Regions from separate parts of the Homo sapiens genome. Here region 1 is linked to region 2. A link is a loop called in an ENCODE intact Hi-C map of the cell type or tissue named here. Cell type or tissue: pancreas. All regions are shown on one strand. Each heading gives the region's core, and the rest is flanking DNA. Links, peaks and the distances in the headings are about the cores only. Region 1 overlaps NDEL1 (nudE neurodevelopment protein 1 like 1). Region 2 holds the start of LOC102724262 (a long non-coding RNA gene).

Evidence for each region. Hi-C counts contacts between places; a loop is a spot of excess contacts. Peaks named below come from ENCODE experiments on the same cell type or tissue, not always from the same donor. Only the 100,000 strongest peaks of a DNase experiment are listed, where the experiment ranks them.
Region 1: a loop joins it to region 2, with 4 times the contacts of the local background. A loop is called at or near these places in 2 of 110 quality-filtered maps.

Annotation. Positions count from the first base shown.
Region 1 is chr17:8,443,412-8,446,211 of GRCh38, forward strand. NDEL1 (nudE neurodevelopment protein 1 like 1) reads left to right here. Exons shown (of 9, transcript NM_030808.5): 2 at 849-946; 3 at 2,300-2,453. The coding sequence starts at 861. Among named protein-coding and RNA genes, the nearest start is that of NDEL1, 8.9 kb to the left of the region's middle. RefSeq lists a silencer at 1,177-1,377. In pancreas, for the core only: no CTCF peak of the experiment used is centred there; no DNase peak of the experiment used is centred there.
Region 2 is chr17:8,503,803-8,506,602 of GRCh38, forward strand. It overlaps MYH10 (myosin heavy chain 10), which reads right to left. Exons shown (of 43, transcript NM_001256012.3): 27 at 2,516-2,687; 28 at 892-1,104. It overlaps LOC102724262 (a long non-coding RNA gene), which reads left to right and starts at 1,102. Exons shown (of 5, transcript XR_934210.3): 1 at 1,102-1,568; 2 at 2,389-2,800. In pancreas, for the core only: no CTCF peak of the experiment used is centred there; no DNase peak of the experiment used is centred there.

The DNA.
Region 1 (2,800 bases), core at 32-2,531, 61 kb before region 2:
GGGAGCCACTCCAGGTAGAGAAAACCTGGAGTAGTTTTCCATGCCTGAAAGAGCCTGGTGTGTTAAGACAGTTTCGAACAGTACTGCCAGAATATAGAGTGGGATGCCTGGGGAGGGGGTGCTAGGAAGCAGTAGGCATGCCTCTAGAGTGGGCCTGACGATCAGTTGGGAGTTGTAGGTAGCCAGTCCAAATGTTAGTTAATTAAATCGCTTTTTTTCTCCTCTCTGAATGCCTTGGGAGAGAAGAACCAGGATGAGAGAGAGAGATCATTGAAGTTGGAGATTAGTGGGCTTTTGGAAGGAAGCTTTGGACTTAAAAGATGATTAACAGGAGGTTTTTAGAGATTTGATAATAGTAAATTATTGGGAATGTGGTGCCTGATTTTCTAGTAGGGTCACCTGGCATAAAATGTTCCAAGCAGATGTTTTGAAGCAGTTGTATACCTGGGAAGGGCAGCATGCATGCGGTAGCAGCATCTCTGACAATAAGCTTGTTTCTGTCTCCCGATTCGCAGAAGACCACGTGGCCTTAAACCAACTGCTGCAACTCTGTGTGCAGGATGATTCTGTGGGCCCAAGTCACCCAGCGCCTATGCTGCAACCAAAAGTGCCTCCTGTCGCTTTGTATCAAAGGACCTTTGTCATGATCTCATTCACAATATTGGTGGTCCCTGAGAGTGGAGCAGTGGAGTGATTGACGTGCCTGAGTTTGAAGAGAGTTAACCACTGGAATCTCTCATGTTTTATTCCCTCCAAAATGCTGCAGTTCAGTGTTGTCCCAGATTTTATGCTTGTGCTTAGATTTCTCTGTTCTCTAATTTGTTAAGTTTGTCTTTAATATTTCACAGGCTTTCTTGATCATGGATGGTGAAGATATACCAGATTTTTCAAGTTTAAAGGAGGAAACTGCTTATTGGAAGGAACTTTCCTTGAAGTATAAGCAAAGGTAATGTTGGAAAGCACACTAAAAGTAGGGGAGGGCATTTGGAATACACCGTGTCTTGTTTGTGCATTTTTCTTTTTAACATAAAGCTAAATTTAGAATTGCAGATTTAGGATTCTAGGATTGAGATTCTACAAACAGTCACCACATGGGTTGTATTTAAATAGTGTAAACATGCCATAAGTCTTTATATTGTTCAAATTATTAAAATAGTAGGAAAACTGTCATTTATGATTTCTTCTGATTGTTACCTGTTCTATGCTTTTTAGTAGGCGGGGCCATCTTTGGCCCGTTTTGCATGCACTGATTCTGCCTCATCATTTTGGTCATTTGGAGATTCTGATAAGCTGTCTGGGGCTCCATAGAACAGACTTTACGTTCTCCTCAGGCAAGCATGATCAGTGTCTGGAGCCAGCAAAGCTTTGAGGGAGGGGGAGAAGCTTCAGGGGCATGGAACGTTTTATAAAATTTCAGTTATTTGGTTGGGAGAACTTTCAGGCAACAACCTTTTAAGCAACAAAACTTGTCTCAAATTTCTTTTTTAAAAATGGGATCTTGCTAAATAAAATATTGATACATTTTCCTATTTTGGTTAACAGAGTTTACTAAGTCTTATCAAACCTTTTACTGCCCTTTCATTATTATCACCGAAGTCAGTTATTCTATTGTGCCAGTGGATATGAAAGGTGTGTATCTATGGCAGGGTTCTTAATCTTTTTCTGTGTCATAGATGTCTTAATGGGCTGGGGTAGCCTGTGGACTCCTCAGCATAATATTTTTAAATGCATAGAATAATAGAATTACAAAGAAAATCAATTATATTGAAAAAAGTTATCTAAATATTAAACTAATTTATGGCATAGTAACATGTACTTCTCTATTAATGCATTAAATAAAAAAAGATACAGAAGTGAATGTAATAACTACCTAATTTTGAAATAGTCATGAAAATAAATATATTTAGAGATACATGCAACGATTCTATTGTGATGTGAAAATATGTGTGATTTCTGTTGAATATGGTAGAAGGAAATGCCAAATTTGTTACTTTAATGAAAGTAAAAATGCATTTTTCTCGCATCTGAGTTCTGTGGTGGAAGAAGCTAATGGTATTGAGCCACGTAGCCTTACTTTTCATAAATATTGTAATCACTGACTTGTGGCTCCTTTTTGGGCTTGTCGTTTTCATTGAACCCTGAATATATACAGTAAGAGATGCAAAACAGATTGTCTTTAGTATATTTTATGAGAGCATTAGCATTCAAGCAAAAATTATCGAATTGCTCTATAATCACCTCCAAGACAATCCTTGTGGTTCTTAGTGTAACTCGTCTTTCCCACTTTGTTTCTGATTAGCTTCCAGGAAGCTCGGGATGAGCTAGTTGAATTCCAGGAAGGAAGCAGAGAATTAGAAGCAGAGTTGGAGGCACAATTAGTACAGGCTGAACAAAGAAATAGAGACTTGCAGGCTGATAACCAAAGACTGAAATATGAAGTGGAGGCATTAAAGGTAATTGCAGCAGTAGACGCTGGGGTCTAATGTGTTGAGTTTTATTAAAATGAGAAATATGTTTTTCAGGTGCTTAAGAGCAGCTGGCGACAAAAAATAGTTTGAAAAAAACGCTTAAAGTGAATTTTTGAATAAAATGTTTTCTTTCACGGAACCAGGGGAAAAGGTGGTTTAGAGTTTAGGAGTTCACTTAGAAACTTTGTAGTTGTCACTTTTCTAGCTATAATGTTCCTAGCTATATTATATTATAGTTCCTATAATTTTCAAAAGCTGCCTGATTATTTGTTTTGACAGATAGGTTGCCTCATTCTGCAGTATGTTTACAATTATATTGATAGGGAATATGC
Region 2 (2,800 bases), core at 230-2,729:
CCATCATTCATACCCTGGAAGAGCCAGCAGGTGTGCCTGCAGCCAGCCAAGGCACGAGGGTTCCCTTCTGGCTAGGACTCCTGGGGTGGCCCTGAGGCACTTGGCAGTGTGAGTCTGGGAGGGAGCAGATGGCCTCTGCCAGGACAGCAAGCTGGCACACCCCCCATGCTGCTCTCCACAGTGATGACACCTATGAGTCCGTGGGAGCCGCAGGCCAGCACCTCCAGGCCTGCGTACCGGCTCACTGCTAAGGCTCTCCTGCGACTCGTGGGCTGCCACACTGCAGCTTTCTACCCAGGAGCCTTCTCTGGCCATGTTCACCTATGCTCGTCACTTTTTTCATGCCCGCCCTGGCTGCTGGCTCATGATGCTGCATATGCCTCTGCCCACTGCACACTCTGTCCCAGTGCGTGCACCAGCCTTCTTCTCACCCTTGTGAAGGCACCCTTCCCTTTTCAGCTGGTTACCTACACCGTTCACACCACCTAGCACTGCCAGCATGTGTGCCTGGCCTCCTGGGTATCTCCTCCTATTCCTGTGTTTACCCTTCTCCCTCTGGTCCTATCTATCTAAATCTCTTTTCACTGCCCCCTGCTCTGTGTAGTTGTCACTCTCTCCCCCTAGATATCCATCACTGACCACAGCTTTTCCGATCACATCCATCTCCCTCTGTGTCCCTCAGTCTGCTGGTTTACCCACCCACCCCTGCACAGGTATTTCTACCCATAGGCTGGTCTGTTTCTAACCATTACCATTTAATCACCGTTCCACCTGCCATCACAAGGAAAAGCACACCACCTCCCAAAGATAGCAAGCACACCAGGCATTTCTGCACGGGCTCGGTGGAGAGGTCGGCAGGCGCCCGGGCCCTGCTTCCTCTCCCACACTCACCGTAGTTCCTGCTGGGCTGCCGTGGTGTCCAGCGTGTCCTCCAGCTCTGTTTTCAGAGCTTCCAGTTCCTCACTCAAGTCCCTTTTCTGCTTTTCGGCCTTGTTCCGTGAAGCCTTCTCGGATTCAAAGTCTTCCTGAAGTTCAGCAATTTGGGCTTGTAGCTCTCGCACAACTTTAAGGGCATTGTTCTTATGGAGTGTTTCATCATCACCTCTGTTAAAACACCCAGGCGCAAGAGGCACTCAGAGATGGCACCCGGATGGCCTGTTTCTCAGGCGAGCCCCAGCCCCTGAGCACCTCTCCACGAGACCCCAGCCCCACATCCCTCCTCCTGGGGCCTGAGGCTGGTGCAGATGCTCAGCACCTGCTAGGGCAGGAGGAGGTTCTCAGGTAGAGGCCTTGCTGAAGGCCCCAAAGCTAATGGTGGCAGAGCCAGAACTAGATTCCAGCCCCAGCCCCCTTTCCAAACGACCATGCTTCTCCATTAAAAGGTAGGACACTCTTACTTTAGCCCTTAGAATATGAAAACATTTTCTCTGAAGTCAAAGGCTGTTATAGTTAAAAATCTGCTTCTAACTATGAAGGAGTGACCTCCTCATCACACCGGAACCCAGCCAAACCAGGGATGCTCAAAGAACACAGTAGAAGAAAGAGGCTCTCATCCTCATACCCTCCAGGTGCCTCTCTTCCATAGGGCATCTTTTTGTTTATGTCTGTGGTTTAAAATGTTGGAAGATTTTTCTGATTGGGAATAGTTGGGATGTTTGAGGTAAGGGAGATTTTTCTTGAAAGATTTTGATTGTAACACATTATAAACTCCAAGTATTACAACCATGTAGCCAAATAGTTATTCTTTATAAAGAAATGAAACATTAGACATATATTTATTACATCTGATTTGCATTCTAAACTGAATGGTTTAGAACTGATTATTGAATCATGCTCTCAGTGGAGAAATATAATTTTTGAAAAGTGATTTCCCTTCAAGTTCTAAAACATACTACAGGCTGGGTGAGGTGGCTCACGCCTGTAATCCCAGCACTTTGGGAGGCCAAGTCAGGTGGATCACTTGGGGTCAGGAGTTTGGGACCAGCCTGACCAACATGGTGGAACCCCATCTCTACTAAAAATACAAAAATTAGCCAGTGTGGTGGTGCACACGTGTAATCCCAGCTAGTCGGGAGGCTGAGGCACGAGAATTGCTTGAACCCAGGAAGTGGAGTTTGCAGTGAGCTGAGATTGCACCACTGCACTCCAGCCTGGGTGACAGAGTGAGACTCCATTCAAAAAAAAAAAATAAATAAAACATACTACAGTTAATCTGTAATGTACAGAGACCAAAACATTTGTTATAGTGAAATAATTTGTTCTGGTGTGAATTTCCAAGGGTTTCATAATATAATTTGTCATTTTAAAGTATAAATATTGAGATGGTTTATGAGACTTTCTTGCTGTCCTGACACAAATTCTGTACGCCTGGGCTTTTCACTTTCTCAGGTCACACCAAACAGCAAGCAAACCCCATCTCACTCTCCCAGGGTTTTTGAATGCTCCCGAACATAACAAAGTCTGCTGAAACTCAGCCCCATGGGCTCCCGTGCAGCGCAGCTGCTGGGCTGCAGACCTGGCCAGTGCGCCCTGCAGCTCCTCCTCCTTCTTGGCCAGCTGCAGCTTGAGCTCATCAATCTGCGCCTGCAGCTCTGCGATCTGGTCCTGCAGGTCGGTCGTCTCCCCGTCGAGTTTTCTTTTGGCCTTTTCCAGTTCCTGACGAGTCTTTTCTTCCTTCTTTAAGCGTTCTTTAAGGTAAGACATAAGAAGCTCTTCAACACACCGAGTGACTCACCACAGGAATAAACTAAAATACAGACTGATCCAAGTTGAAAATAAGCCATTTTATTCAAAAGCATGT